2 separate regions of the Mus musculus genome follow, and region 2 is linked to region 1. Evidence: chromatin loops called from intact Hi-C (ENCODE). Cell type or tissue: heart. All regions are shown on one strand.

Evidence for each region. Hi-C counts contacts between places; a loop is a spot of excess contacts. Peaks named below come from ENCODE experiments on the same cell type or tissue, not always from the same donor. Only the 100,000 strongest peaks of a DNase experiment are listed, where the experiment ranks them.
Region 2: a loop joins it to region 1, with 5 times the contacts of the local background. A loop is called at or near these places in 28 of 42 quality-filtered maps.

The regions. Positions count from the first base shown.
Region 1 is chr13:52,530,848-52,538,847 of GRCm38, reverse strand. It overlaps a transcript of Diras2 not described here. Among named protein-coding and RNA genes, the nearest start is that of Diras2, 4.0 kb to the right of the region's middle. In heart, CTCF peaks have their summits at 3,089 (motif pointing right) and 7,953; no DNase peak of the experiment used is centred here; H3K4me3 peaks cover 259 bases; H3K27ac peaks cover 615 bases.
Region 2 is chr13:52,248,888-52,256,887 of GRCm38, reverse strand. No RefSeq gene overlaps it. Among named protein-coding and RNA genes, the nearest start is that of Gm33116, 19 kb to the right of the region's middle. In heart, CTCF peaks have their summits at 1,010 (motif pointing left), 2,525 (motif pointing left), 3,659 (motif pointing left) and 6,333 (motif pointing right); no DNase peak of the experiment used is centred here.

The sequences.
Region 1 (8,000 bases):
TCTAGCCTTCTCAGTTTCATGAGTTGTGGCTGTTGAGCAAGGCTTCCTGACTATTGACATGACGAAAGGACCTCAGAATTCTGCCATGTCCTCTCCTGATCCTGTAATTTAATCACAAGGCTTACTCTTGTCTGAGCTGTGTTTGTAATGTGTGGATATCTTCCTGGAACCATAGTTCCTGAGCGCTGCAGCACATGCTCCGTTGTTCCTGTTCTCTTCCTAGCTGGCCTGGCTTTGCCTCTCCAAGAAGGGTTCGTCCCTGCTTGTATTTGAATTTGTGTGTGAAAATAACATCTGTTTCACCACTTCCTCTTTGTGAGTTGAGGGCAGGTGTCTGGAGCAACACTCTGGTTCCAAAGCGAAGGCCCACCCAACATCTGTGCGACCTCTCCCAACTGAATCCACAATACCGTGTCCAGATAAAACCCGACTGAGTCACTACCTTATCCGGGGTGTGGGGATGGGTAATCCTGGTCATTGGTCAACTTGATTGGACTGAGAAGCACCTAGAAAACAAGAAACTCTGGGCGTCCCTATATATCCTTGAAGCAGGGACTTAAGTATCTCTGTATTGGTAGACACTTTGTTGTTCATGGGGAACCCCACCCCCAAATGTGGGTAGAACCATCCCCTAGACCCACATGAAATAAAACAGGAAAGCAGGAGTGAGCCCCGGAGGGTGCAGGCATTACCCCTTGCTGCTTCCTGTCTAACCGGAAGTGAGATGTTCTTCAATGCCTTGGTTGCCCGGATGGACTGTGGAATACATCTTCTTTTAAGTTGTCTCGTTAAACATTGTGTCGTAGAGATGGAAGACCAAACTATCACAGTTCGAAACAGCTCATCCTTACACAAGGCGGTCAGGTGAGGCTTGCTATATTCACGTGCGTGCGTGCGTGTGTGTGTGTGTGTGTGTGTGTGTGTGTGTGTGTGCGCGCGCGCGCGCGTGCGCGTGCATGTTACTTGTCTTATTGCTATGACAAAATACCAGAGGAAAGCAGCTGAAGGAAGGGTTCCTTTTGGCTCATAGCTCCCCAGTATAGTCCACCATGGTGAAGAATGTGTGATAGCAGGCCTGTGAGGCAGCTGGTCACATTGGGTCTGTAGTGAGGAAGCAGGAAGAGATGGATGCTGGCGGAGAGTTCACTTTCTCCTTTTTACTCAGCACAGGACCCCATGCTACCCACATTCATGGTGGGGTCTTTCCAACTTCATCTACAGATACACACAGAGGTTTGTTTCCATGGTGACTCTAAATCCCATCTACTTGCCAATCAAGGTTAACCATCACAGATGCCTATGTCCCTGACTATGTTTCTACCTATACTTCAGGTGGACCTGAATAACCTCACATGAGGTAGGGACAAGGAACTCCCCAGGTGACAGAGAACAGATGCCAGTTTTAGCATTGTGGAGCTTGGATAAACTGTAAAGATTGAAAGGAGCGTGCCAGTGTGGTGCCTCCTTCTAACTGGAACACATAATATCCAAGGGGGATCAGGATAAGGCATCCAGAACCCTCATTAGACTTAAAAGCATCCAGTGTGGTTGGACTGAGCCCAAGGGGATAATTAAAAATACAGAATTAGGGCTAGCCCCCTTTATTCTCAGCAAAGAGACTCACCCCAGAAACCATTTGGCTGTAGCCACTGTCCTCTACAAACCAACCTTGAGAACTGTCACGGACACAACATATGCCACTCAAAACTGAGCACACTGGCCCCAGCATAGGACATTTGTGCAGAATAAGCTGCTCCTGTCCCTTCCCTAGGCATTGCCCTCTGCCAAAGAGAGGCACTTTGCCTGAGATGACATCCCAAGAACAGAGGAAACACACATGCAGAAGTAGCTCCTTTGCCACAATGTGGGCCAGCTCTGGTTGGCCAGCCCAGTTTGAGAGATCTTACTGTGGAGCCAGTGAACTTAAGATGAAACTCAAAGAGACCTCTTTGTTTTCTTCTCCCTATCTGGAGGAAGCCTTTGTGTCTCTCCCTGATGCACTGAGCTCTCTGCTAAGCAGAGCTCATGCTTTGGCTTGCAAGGCCTGGCTCCTCCCCGGATAGTGGAATGAAAATGGACACAGTTGTTCTGGGCAAAGGCACACCAGGGCTCATCTGGAAGGATTGGGAAGAGCAGTGATGTTTTCTGAGAAGCAGAATCCTCAACTCGTATGTGGTAAAACCTTAGCATTGGAGGGCTGCGGGGACAGCTGCCAGCTACCGTGATGCTGTGAGAATCTGTTGAGTTCTTCCTTCCAGACACATCACCAGGGCATGAGAGAGCCTCTGCCCTGAGCACATTCTCTCAAGATGGTATCTTGCAACATTTCTGTTTGTTTGTATTTTTTTAGGGAGATATGCTAATGTGTATCTGTGGAGAGATATAGTTCTGAAAAGATGAACTTGTATTCAATGTATTTAAAATTTTGCTGTGCATCAGGAACACTGGAGGTTGTTGGCTATGAATGCTGTAGCCGGCCTCAGAGTCTGTTTCAATGTATCTGAGGAGAAGCTACAATGTGCTCACTTACCTACCTACTTTCCTCTCTCCCTCCCTTCCTCCCTCCCTCCCTCTTTTCAGTCCTGCTACTGTAGCCCCTAGGATCTCACATAGCATGGGCTGACTTCAAACTCAGTATGTGACCAAAATAACCTTGAACTTTTGATCCTCCTGCCGCCAGCACTCCAGTGCTGGGTTGAGAGGTACACACAAGCATGCCCCATTTATGTAGGGCTGGGATGGAACTTTGTGCGTGTGGTGAACACTTGGCCACAGCGGAAGCCCTGCACGTATAATTAGAACAATTTCCCATAGTTCCTGAGGCTGCTGGCACTGAAAACCCCATCTTAGGAAAAAGTTATAAAAAGAGGGCAGACTTCTGGAGAACAGCATCAGACTTACATTGTCTCTAGACCCACAAGTGTCCCTGTTCAGCAGCTCATGGCTCTTCTCTCCTCAGCAGTTTATGCCCTCTCATTAGAGTTGAGCATCACTTCTTGCTGGTAATTACCAGCATGCTATAGACCCAGGGGTCAGTTGATAGCCCTCATACAGACTAGTGCAGAGTCGTTTGTACAGAAATCAAAGATGGCCAGCAGAGGGCGATAGTGGTACTGAGGTGCCTCAGAGGAGGCCTTCGTCGGCCCAGATTTCTGGAGGGGACTGTACCTGCCCAGAGTCCTCCTTAACTCAAGCCATGCATGTTTGGTTGTGGGGAGAAACTGTGCCTTCTGAAAACTTGAGCATTGGCTAAGGGTAAGTCCTAAGTTGTAAGAGCAAAATGGAGGAGGAGGAGGAAGATGAAGAGGAGGAGGAGGATGAAGAGAAGGAGGAAGAGGAGGATGAAGAGGAGGAGGTATAGAACCATTTTCATATCTACCCCAACACTCTGCAGCAATCTTTGAAGAAGGGTGGGGCTTTCTCAAAATCTTGACACCGTATTGGTAGGCTATACCATTTTTCCTTTGCACATGTGAGAGAGGAACTGTTTCTTCCTCCCCAGCATAGAGAAGCCACCATCACCTGTTATCTGGTTCTGCATCATGGTGGAACATCCCTTCCATAGACCCCCTGCTCTAAGCACCAGTCCCATTACCACAAATCCTATCTCAGACTTAATTAAGTCACAGATTCTATATTCATGGCATTTAATGAAGAGAGAGAGAGAGAGAGAGAGAGAGAGAGAGAGAGAGAGAGAAAGAGAGAGAGAGAGAGAGAGAGAGAATCCTTTTCTTTCCACTCTTTCCAGTAATTCTGATGCTTGTGACTGTTGCAAGAAGTCTATTGCTGGAAGCTTCTCCTCTCAAAGGAAGGGCATTATGGGGTGTGTGTGAGGGTATCTCAATTAAAGGGGGATTCTGAGGGTGAAGTTCCAAGGTAGGGCCATGTTATTCAAATGAACGTTGGGGTGATGTGGTACAATGGTTTAGACCTGCACCTGCATATGCCCTTTTTTGTTTGTTTGTTTTTGTTTTTAAACTTAGCATGCTGGACTGGAGTCTTGGATTAAGATATTTACAGCTGCCCTGATAACCAGAATATATAGACGGAGAAGGGAAAGGGGCCAGAAGCAAAGGGGACAGACCCTTAGGAGAGCATCGGAGGAAGTGACAGGGTGTCAGAGCCAGCAGCATGGGGTAAGGCAATGCTTTGCTACGTTCTGCCTCTGGCCACAGCCGCCCCCCCCCCCAGCTTCCTGGTAAACTCTCTGCAGGAAAGAATTTTTGGACAGACCATCAGGAAGAGGAGGTCTGTCTGTCTGTCTGTTAAGCATTTTAGACAAATGTAAGAACAAGAATTAGCGGGAAGGCATGAGGCACACCCTAGAGCAGCAGGATGGGCTGCTCGGGAGAGAGCCGCTATGCTGTGTCTTTGCAGTTGCTACATGTGCCACTTTCGGTGGCTTCTGAAGCTACACCTCAAGGCTTGCTAAGAAACTCATATAAGATCCCAGGAAGGCTCTGAGGTGCCAGATAGGATCTCTCCTGGAGGGTAAAACTCCATCTCACAGCATCACAGGGAAACCGGAGGCTTTGACTGTTAACAAAGGTGTACTTGTGTCTGTTAGGTCCCTGGAGGAATCTGAGGGAAGATGAAGACTGCATACAAGGGCAAGCAGGTTTGGGCCTGACATGGTTCACTGCGGTTGTAATGCTCTTCTCTGTAGAACAGGAATATGGTTGCTATGTTGGCAACCTTAGCAGCAAAGGTTCTTCACTATGCAATGCTGGCATTTCTGATTCTCAGCTGACAGGAATCTTAGACTAGCTGCTAGGAGGAGGGGCTCATGACAAGTGACAGAGAGGCTAGGAAAATCATTTTAGTTGTTCCTTCTTAAGCTGGGGGCATCCGGAGCCCCTGTGCCAGACTCTTAGAGAAAATGGTGATATGGCTGAACACAGGGCTCTGCAGAAAGATCCCTGCTCCAGCTTCCGGAGTGGAGCAGGCGTTGGCCTTCAGTGTTTCTCCCTCTTTGGTCTTTCCACTCTAATGCTTACATCTGAGGTTTCACTTCATCATTTAGCCCGTGTTTTAGTTGTCATGGCAAGCAGGAACCTAGCTTGTTAGCCTGGGTGTTTTTCTCAGTTTTTAGACTTAGCAGCAGCGTGGTCAACATAAAGATTTACTCTTCTGGGTTAGTTTCCCCATTATCACAAAGATCTATCTATCTATCTATCTATCTATCTATCTATCTATCTATCTATCTATCTATCTTCCTTCCTTAGTGTGTGTGTGCACACAAGCAGGTAAGACATGTAGAGGCCACAGAGGTCAACCAATAGTTTTGTACCTCAGGTGTGTCAAACATTTTCTTTTAAAACATAAGATCTCTCATTGATCTGGAACACACCAATTTGTCCAGGATGGCTGAATGAGGATGCTCCTGTTGTTATGGTGTTGAGAACAAGGAGTTAACACCAAACTGTGGCAAGGTAAAAACTTATTTTTATGGCCAGTCCAAACTTAGAACAGGAGGCTTTTTTAAAAAAAATAGCAATGGAGCCAGTTATTACAAAGCAGAACATTGCAGTTGTTTTTATCATCATAGGACAAGAACATACTGTGGATTTGTAGTCAGTTATTAGAACATAGCATGGGACATTTTATGGTCAGTGGAAGTGGAAACTTTTGGTTTCTTTGGAAAGTCATGCCAGTTGGTGTTTTGCTGGGGGCACACAGATGAAAAGGTGTTTTACTAAAGCAGCCATGTGAAAGACTGTTTTCCTGAAGCAGACACAGGTGAAAGGATGTTTTGCTATAGCAGACATAGGAGAAAAGATACACAATGTTCAGAAGGAATATAAATGTGACCCCACAGACAGTTGGACCTTGAGCACTGGTTTGCTCTGTTCTGCCTTGCTGTTCTTCGCTAACAACAAGCACGTATTGGTTTGCCTTACACTGTGTTGCTGAGCCCCGCTTGATGTGGTGATGTCATAGAAAATTGCCAAAGAACTTCTTGAGAGGCCTCTAGCCCCTTGGTGAGCCTTGCACTTTCTTCTGCACTGAACTGCCCTTGCTGGTTTTTATGTAGTGTCTGCTGAGAGAACTGACTACAGCTGCTGGTTCGTATTCGGTGTTTGCTACTGGACTGAACTGCTGGATACCATGACAACAAAGATTGGACTCACCTCTCCCACCCCACAAGAACTCTTTCTAAATAGGTTGACTTCCCCTGTGTCCTCATAACTTTTCTCTTCCACTACCTCTGGTGGGTGGTAGGCTAGAAGGGAGGGAGAATCCTTATTAAAATAGGTTTAGAAAAAGACAGAGTCAGTCAATTCTTGGAACATATCATGAAACAATTTATGATGAATATATCACAAAGTTATAGAGGAAGAACAAGTTTAAAAAAAAAAAAGACAAGGTGGCCTTCATGTTAGGACATGATTAGAGAAAAACACACAGTTAGGGAACAGTATACAAATAAATCAAGTTCTAACATTATGTTTAACTAGGAAAAGGAAGAAAAAAAATGGAGCGAGCTGTCCCCTAATACTGTCTCTGGCTCTACAACTCTGGGATTACAAGAATGTCAAAATGTTAATTTTTTTTTTTTTTTTTGCATGCATGGGATCAAGCTCGGATTCTTGTGTGTGCTCCCCAAGTCCTGTAGCAACTGAGTCATCTCCACAGTCATACACAGACCTTCATAATGGAGAGACTGTGGACATGTGGACTTCCTGCTCACAGGCATATTCAAAGTAGGGCTACATTTGTGAAGGCCACTCTCAAATGGCCTTGTTAAAAATGGTCTACTCCCTTCTTATTTTAGTAGCCATAGCACTAAGGCCAGAGTCAAGCTGAACTAAGGAACAAAGATGTTATCTTAACTGTAAATAGTGAAAGCATATCTTAGGTAAGATTTCAAAACAAACAAACAAACAAACAAACATGTTTCCTGTGAATAGCAGGGCAGAGATTTGCTTTGCAAACCAACTTCAAAGGATTATATCCTCTGAAATTACAGGACTCCAGAACTTACCCAAACAGAAAAGTGACTATATTATAGCTTACAGAATCTGTAAGCTAAGCCTAATTTAGAAGATACAGGCCCCATTTTGTAATTCTTTTACCACATCACCAAAGGACAAAGATAAGGATAAAAAAAGAAAAAAAGAGTTTCCTCCAGCCATAGAGTGCAAGTATGATATAGGTAGATGTTCCTGTCCAGCGCTTACAAAATGTCAGTACAGCATATTCTCTCTCTCTCTCTCTCTCTCTCTCTCTCTCTCTCTCTCTCTCTCTCTCTCTCTCTCTCTCTCTCTCTCTCTCTGTTAATTCTTTGAAATGGTCATGAAAAGCTGCTGAGCAGCGTGGTCCCCCAAGCTTACCCAAAGAGGTGATGTCAGAGCCCTGTCCTGTTAAAACGCTTGAATTCTTGTAGTATGGTTGCCTTTCAGGCAGGGAATTTCTTGGCACCTCTAAGTGACAGGCTGTCTTGTGATTTAGCACATGTGACTACTATTGTCGACTTGACAGAATCTAGAGTCACCTGGAGACGGGCCTCAGGCTTGTGGGAGGAGAGATTATCTTGATTACTTAAGTGTTGTGCAAAGGCCGGTCTTGACTGTGGGCTAGACCATTCCTGGGTACAGGATCCTGGACTATACAAATTGATCTCGGTAGCAGCGTGCTTCCACAGTCGTCTAAGTTCTGATTACCGATGCGATGTGATCAGCCATTTCAAGATTTTTTTTTTCCTGCTTTGCTTTTTTACTCTGAACTATGAGCCAGAGCAAACCCAGTTTTCCTTAGCTTGTTTTTGTCACAGCTACAGGAACAGAAACCTTGCCCAGTGACCAAGTCTTATTGCGTGGTAAGCAGTGATTAAGTACACTAGGGTAGGAGCATAGTTTTAAACACAGGAATCCACTGTCCTTTCAACGGAATGATTTTTGATTCATTTAATTTTCAGAAAATTCTAGTCTCTTGTCATCTATTCCAGAAGCTTTCGGTAGAGGGCAGCTGAAGGCTCCCGGTGAAAAGCAGGCCACCGC
Region 2 (8,000 bases), 280 kb after region 1:
TAGTGGCTGTTTCCAAACTCACAGACAGGAACAGAGACTCAATTCCTACACCTCGAGGTGCACGAACACCGTAGGTCCAATAGGAAAGCAGGGGGAATCCCCAAGAGGGAGAAACTTGAACCCAAATGCCCCTCCCCCACCCTTAGAAGCAGAGGCTGTCCAGCCCTGTTCTCTGCCCTAGGAGTCTATATCAATTCTAATAGACTTGCTCTCCGTGCCTGGCTCCTTTACTCTTCTTCAGCTGACAGAGCTGGCTGGAGTCACTCTGTCATAATAAACAAATAAACGGACAAAGAGGACTCTGCGCAACCAAGGGCACAGGACGAGAGGAAAGCCAGTGCTACTTTTTCTGTACATGACTTTTCTTACCTAGTGCCTTGCATTAGGCAACAAGAAACCCAGCAATGTGGAACTCTCAACAGGTAGAGAACAGAGCCAGCCGAAGCCTATTCTTTTCTGCCAGAAGCCATGGCAAGGACTCACCAGCAAGAAAAAGTTTGAGGCAATGAGCTCCAGTCAACCCCGACAGAACAAGTCGATGTGAGAATAAAGCTGTCCCTGTTTACATGAGGGAGATGGGCGTCCACATAGGGCTCTCCAAGGGTTAAAAGCAAATAAAGTCTGTGAATTAATGTGTGTGCTCTTCAAGGTCTCAGGATAAATGACAGGCACCTAGCCATGTCTGTGCGCTGACAGTGAGCCCCAAGACACAGAAGCTAAGACTACAGAGCCAGGTACGATAAATCAGAATGGCTCAGTTAATATCAGCCTGACGGAACACATACAAATATGTGCTGAAAACCTCACAGTGCTCTTGAGAGCCCCCCACAAAGGCTGTTATATGTGGAGAGACAATAAAGCTCATGTCTTAGAAAACTCGGGGTAATAAAGATAGAAAGGGATGGGCCCAGGTGGGTGTGGCAATCACACTCCATTCATGGGAAGAGCCCAGCAAAACTTTTGGAGAATGAGAGCATTCCAAAATTTCTATAGCAGGCGCCCTCTGCTGGCCTCCTTGGGAATCTACGCATACACATGGTACACAGACATCTGTTCATGCAAAACAACCTTACACGTTGTGCTGGCTGGTTTTGCGTGTCAACTTGACACAGGCTGGAGTTATCACAGAGAAAGGAGCCTCCCTTGAGGAAATGCCTCCATGAGATCCAGCTGTAAGGCATTTTCTCAATTAGTGATCAAGGATGGGAGGGTCCAGTCTATTGTGGGTGGTACCATCCTGGGCTGGTAGTCCTGGGTTCTATAAGAGAACAAGCTGAGCAAGCCAGGGGATGCAAGCCAGTAAGCAGCACCCCTCCATGGCCTCTGCATCAGCTCCTGCCTCCAAGTTCCTGTCCTGTGTGAGTTCCTGTCCTGACTTCCTTTGGTGACAAACAGCAATGTGGAAGTGTAAGCTGAATAAACCCTCTTCTCCCCAGCTTGCTTCTTGGTGATGATGTTTGTGCAGGAATGCAAACCCTAAGATACACATTAAGTTGAAAGAATAAACCATAAAATAAGGATTGATGGCAGAGGACACCAAACAGAAAAACTTCTTGAAATTGGAGCTGAGTAGATGGCTCAGCGGGCAAATCACTTGTGCAAACAGGAGGGCTTGCAAAACCATGGGCACAGTGTGAGCATTTGTAATCCCAGGACCCCTAAGGAAGCTTAGGATGTACACACGTGGGAGGATGAAAGGAGGCCCTTAGAGTTTTGTAGCATCTCTCGGGAGTTTGGTGGAAGTTCACACTTTGGTGCTATGCAGAGCATCCATTAGAAACTGGCAGGACTGATCAGCCCACCTCAACAGACTCTTCCAGTAGGGACTCAGCTGGAAGCTATCATGCTAAGACAAGCTTCCTGGAGGTGTAAGGAGCATGTTTGTGGTGTAACCATTCTGTAAAGGTTTGTTTGTGAGTGGGAAACCAGACCCCACTCTACCTATGCTCCTGTTTCACAGCTGTTCAAGTAGGCAAAATTAATCACCAAAACCTAACTCTCACTTACTATTTAATTTAGCCCAAAGATGAAAAGCAATATAGTTCCCATTCTTTTTTAATGATTTTTTTACAATATATATATATATATATATATATATATATATATATATATCAAAGGAAGAGAAGAAAGGCTGGATTTCCACAGGAGAAAAATGGAAGATAAGCCGGAACAGAACTTGGTAAGTTACTTGGAACCAAATAACACAAATTCAAGCATATATAGTAGCATCATCAAAAGCCACAGTGTGTTAGGAATTACTTAATTTAAACAGCAGCCACATAGCAAGACTCTGCGTGCCCCTGATTGGATTTGGTCAACATGAGCATCACTAAGCATTGAATCTGAGCATGTTTGACTTTCCGGCTTCCCCTGAATTCATGACAGACCCCTGGGTGCTGTGTTTTCCTACTCCAGGCTTTTGTGATGCATACACATCTTTCAGAGGCTTCCCCTCCAGACAGAAATCCTGGCGACGGAGCATACCAAGACTCATAATTTCAGTTTTCATTCTTAGAGCGCCATCTGCTGACCGTCACTTACAATTTTTTTTTTTCTCAGATGAATTCAGGATCAGGAAAACTGGCAATGGCTGTGCCCTCAGCTTCCATTCGGCAAGGCAATCCGGTAAACGCGCCTTTCAAAGGACCAGATATATGAGTGTTTATGTGCACATGTGAACACCCTGGACATGTATCAAATCACCCCACAATGCTCCATAAAAGCACACACTCAGGTGAATCAGGGCGTTAGGTGGTGTTTTGAGTATGATTCCAGTTAAACGTGAAGTAATCGCTACATGGAAGAGTGGGTTGCTGTGGACGGAGCACACAGTCTACAGTTGTTTTTTTCTTCTTTCTCCTCTGCCATTTCTAGGATGTTTAATAAATACCTTCTGGGATGGGAGAGATGGCTCAGCAGTTAGAGCACCTGCTGCTCTTCCAGAGGGCCCAGGTCCAGCTCCTAGCACCCTCACGGGGTAGCTCACAGCCTCTTGTAATTCGAGTTCCAGGGGATCTATCTTATCTGGTGCCCTCTTCTGACCCATGTCTGCCACTTCACATACATGGTGAGCTTACATCCACTTAGCCAACACAGACACATAAGACAAATAATTATTTTTTTTTAAGAAAAACACCTTCTGTCTTGTAATCAAGTGATCCATACTTCCTGCAAGCACACATTTGAAACATGTGAAAACCCATTGACATACTACGGAGTTTCATTTCAGTGGCCGTGATAAAATACCCTGACAACTTAGAAAAGAAGGAATTTATTTTAGTTCACAATTCCAGGTTACGGCTCATGATTGCTAGGAAGTCAAGGCAATAGGAACTTAAGACAGCTTGTCTCATGACGTCCACAGACGAGGGGAGGAAGAATGGGCACATATATGCAGAACAGTCAGCGAGCTGTCCCTGCAGTTACATAGCCCAGGTCCTAGGGGAATGACGCACAGCCACTTTCAGGCTGGGTCTTCCTACAACAGCTACTTCCTACAAGGGTTAACCAAGCCAACACTCCCCAGACATGCTTGCAGCTCAACCTGATCTAGGCAGTTCTCACGGGGACTCTCCCCAGAAGATGCTAGCCTGTGTCAAACAGACAGGTAAAGCTAACCTGCACGTGGACAGATGACACTGTGTACTTTAGCTCCATCTAGTGGCTGCAGGAGAATATGCAGTTAGAATCTAACCGGTTGTTCTCAAAAGATTTAAAAACTTATGAAAAGAACGTTGGGGGAGAGGAGAGGAGGAGGAAGAAGAAGACGGAAAGAGAAGAGATAAAAGAAGACAAGAAGGTTCGGGAAACATGGAGGAATGGAACATGCGAAATCCTTGAAGCACATTTTATGTGGGGTGAGAGCTGCTTAATTAGATACCGAGTCAATTCTGTCTGTATCTGGTACCACAGTGCATACTCCCCAGCAAGAAGTAGCCATGCAGAGTGGTCATCGGGGCATGGGAAGTACCGCCTACTGCCTCCATCCTGGGCTCTTGCTCAACAAAACTTCTTTTTTTTTTTTAAGATTTATTTATTTATTTATTATATGTAAGTACACTGTAGCTGTCTTCAGACAGAAGAGGGCATCAGATCTCATAACAGATGGTTGTGAGCCACCATGTGGTTGCTGGGATTTGAGCAGTCAGTGCTCTTAACCACTAAGCCATCTCTCCAGCCCTCAGCAAAACTTCTTAAGTAGCCCAGGTCCACCTGCCCAGGGATGGGCACCACCCACACTGAACTGGGACCTCCCTAGCAATCAAGAAAATGCCCCACAGACTTGCCAGTCAGACAGAAACAATTCTTCAAATGAGACTCCCTCTTGGGTGTCAACTTGGTAACCAAGATTAGTCAACACTGTTGCTGCCTTTATAACGCAAATCTCTCTACTTTTGCATTTCACTACCGGGGTGGGAACAGTGATCTAGGCCTTGCTTCCCTTTGGAGAGCCATCTCCTGTCCTTCGGGGCACCCCTCCTCCCTAGTCCTCTAGGCTCTGGGACCTACCATTTGTATTCTAATCGCCTGAGATACCTTCTCACTTCATTGCCTGGCTACCACCACTGGAAAACCTAGAAATGCATATATTTTATAAAGAAATTATGTTACCATATAAATCATAAAAATTCCATAAAAATTGTCCTTCCAGCCCCAGCACAGAGGTAAGTTTATATGATCTAGACACAGTTCTGTTGCTGACAATAAATGCACACTGACTTATCCATGTTTGAGTTGGAGGTTGTGTTGCTACAAAGCCGACTACATATTTTTGGGAAACTTTTTTTTTAAAGGCTTCTTTTATTTATTTCATCTATACAAGGACACTGTAGCTGTCTTCAAACACACCAGAAGAAGGCACTAGATCTCATCACAGATGGTTGTAAGCCACCATGTGGTTGCTGGGAATTGAACTTAGGATCCCTGGAAGAGCAGTCAATGCTCTTAACCGCTGAGCCATCTCTCCAGCCTGGACACTACTTTTCAATTGGTGCCAGATATGGTCTTAAACCTCCGAAAAGAAGCAGCTTCCTTACACCTAAAAAGTTTTGCTTGTAGTTCTAGAAATGAACACCAAGCACAGAATGGGCAAAAAAGAAAAAAAAAAGTGTTCAGAGTAAGGCCAAGAAGAAACACAGGATGCCACATGCCACTGGTGACCCATAGCCAAGCCTGGGGCCACAAGCATGGAGCTGAGAAACCTTCCTCATGAGCAGCTTGGCCATGGGGACAGGGAATGACTGACAGATGACAGTAAGCCAACTGGGAGAGACAAGAACCACATCCAGGAAGGGGTGAAGGAACCCGAAGCATCATAGATGGACCAAGTGCATGATGGGAAAAAACTGGACGGCTTTCCAGGATGATGAAGCTAAGGCATGAAGAAGGCATCACAAGGTTTCTGAGGTCTTATCTCTTCTGTGAAGGGATATATACATGGGACTGGAGTATGGGCTCATACTGGGATTTGCAGTTAATAGAGTTTGCTGCTCTTGCAGAGGACCATATTCTGGGGGTGTCCATATTCCACCCCCAGAACCATGTCTACGGATTCACAAATGCCTGTAACTCCAGGTCCAGAGGACCCTGCCTCTTTTTTTGGCTGCCACAGACACTCAAACACTTGTGCCTTAAATAGGCATACATCCATGTGTGTGCATGTACAAACACACACAAATAAAATTATGAGATATATATCTTACATTTACATAAGATATGTTCCTTACATATCCACAATATATAAGATATATGGTATATAGCCTATATTGTATATATTGTATATAATACATATTATATACATATATATCAGAACTGCGATAAGAGCAGAGGAAGTGGGAGCATGCCCACAGTCTTTCAGTTCACAATTGGCATGACCTCAGACCTATGCTGGACCCAGCATAGCAGATTTGTTATTATTAAAAATAGGTGAAAGACCTCCAGGAGTATGCCAGCATTAGGCCACCTCACTGTCACAGTTAAGAAAATCAGGGGTACTTTGTGACAGATTTCTACTCTTACCAAGGAGAAAACTGGTGACCCTCCCCCCAAATGGACCTGCCCACATGCAGCTTGGTGAGCTTATGGGTTTACAGAAGTTATCTAATGAGAGCATGCACGCATAACTCAAAGCATGCATCACTGAAAGGCTGAAGATTCAGGAAAGCCACATCCTGGGACTGCCTACATAAAGAACAGCCTCAAATGGAACTCAGGACACTTTTATTAAAGTGGAAAAGGAAACCCCCAGAGTGGGTAAAGGGTGGATGTCACAGCTGCCTGATGAAGAAGCCACACCCATCCGAGATATGCCAGCACAGAGGTCAGCCACAGGGTGGCAGGCAACCACATGGCAGGGAGGGGACCTTTAGAGAAAGAAGGACTCCTAAAGAATTAGGGGAAGCACGCTCAGAGAAAAGAAAGAAGAAAAGGAAAAGTCACACTTTTCAGAAAAGCAGACAGACGTGTGGATCCGTTTAGCCATGCCTTATAAGAGAATTCTTATAAGCAGGAATTCTGGGGAGGAAAAGTGAACATACTCCTTAGAGATGTCCCTTAGCCAGGCCATTGATCAGCCATATTAGTTACTCTTCTGTTGCTCTGATGACATCTCACAACCAAAGCAACTTACAGAATAAAGAGATTATTGTGGCTTAAGGTTCCAGAAAGCTAGATAAAGTCCATAATGGCAAGGACAGCAAGGCAGCTGGCAGCTGGAGCATGAAGTTGAGATATGACATATTATTCAGTCACAAGCATGAAGCAGAGAGAGCAAAGCAGGCAGATGCAGGCAGAGTAGAAGAAGCAGTGTGAGGCTATGAACTGTCAAAGCCTGACTCCAGCGAATGCTTCAACATACTTCTTTATGCAAGGCTGGACCTCCTAAACCTTCCCAAAGAGTACCACCAGTTGGGGGGGGGGGTGCAGCATGTGTCCAACTGCCTGGGCCCTAGGGAAGTCTTTGAAGCCACCACAGCTGCCCAACTGCATTAATTCTTAAGGGAGCATGGCATGTCTCCATTCTAGAGAGATTCCACTCATAGCAATAACAGAACCTATTTGGATTGTTCAGTCCACAATCAGGGAACATCGTGTTCATAGCCCCAGACACATACATAGAGGGCCACACTTGGCTGAATGCTCTGTGGTCACCATCCTGAAATTCTTTACCTCTGAATCTGTGCTTCCCAAGGGCTAAGAGATGTGTGTGCACTCAGGGAACAGGTACAGTCACACGCCCAGGGCTCCCTGACTCATCTCAATGATTCTCAGTGCTCAAGAGCCCAGAGCTCTAGTGGACCCTGAATGTATTTCATTGGCACTCACATCAAGTGCATGGGACATCTACCCCTGCCCAAGGCAGCCAGAAGCCACTTGTTATCTGAAGGAGTCAACCTCACCTCAAGTACAGAAAGGAAGCCATGAGCTTCTAAGATCATGCTGATCTTAGTACTCCAAAGGTCAGCTGACTGTCAAGGACACTGCAGAGTGGCAGTTGAAGGGGGACTAAATGAACACCTATGAGCTGCTAAATGAGACTAATTATACACGCATATTGAATAGTCTTATCTTTTGACTAAAAACTGGCTGGCCAATTCTAGTCTAAGGTGACCGGGAAAATCCAGGCAAGAAATGTATGAAACAAATATGGTTTTGCTCCTCGTGACAATCAACAGCAAATAAGAAAACATCCAGACACGCCAGGAGAGAGATTTTGTGGGGAATGAAAAGAGAAACCAAATGTTAGTACTGTGGGATACATTATTCTTCTTATATTTAGCAAAAGCAGCTTGAATTCTCACCTTATTCTGGCCCATCTTATAATCTGCTTCTCAACAAATTCACTTAGAGTCACATGAAAGTCATTTTAGGGATATAGTCATGGGTTTTATTATAGACAAATCCTGGCCCCGGTTTGTAAAGCTTTGGTCACAGACCACCATCCTGCCTCTTGGCTGTGGATATAGTAGGGCCAGGAGTGACCTTCAAAGGACTCTTTTAGA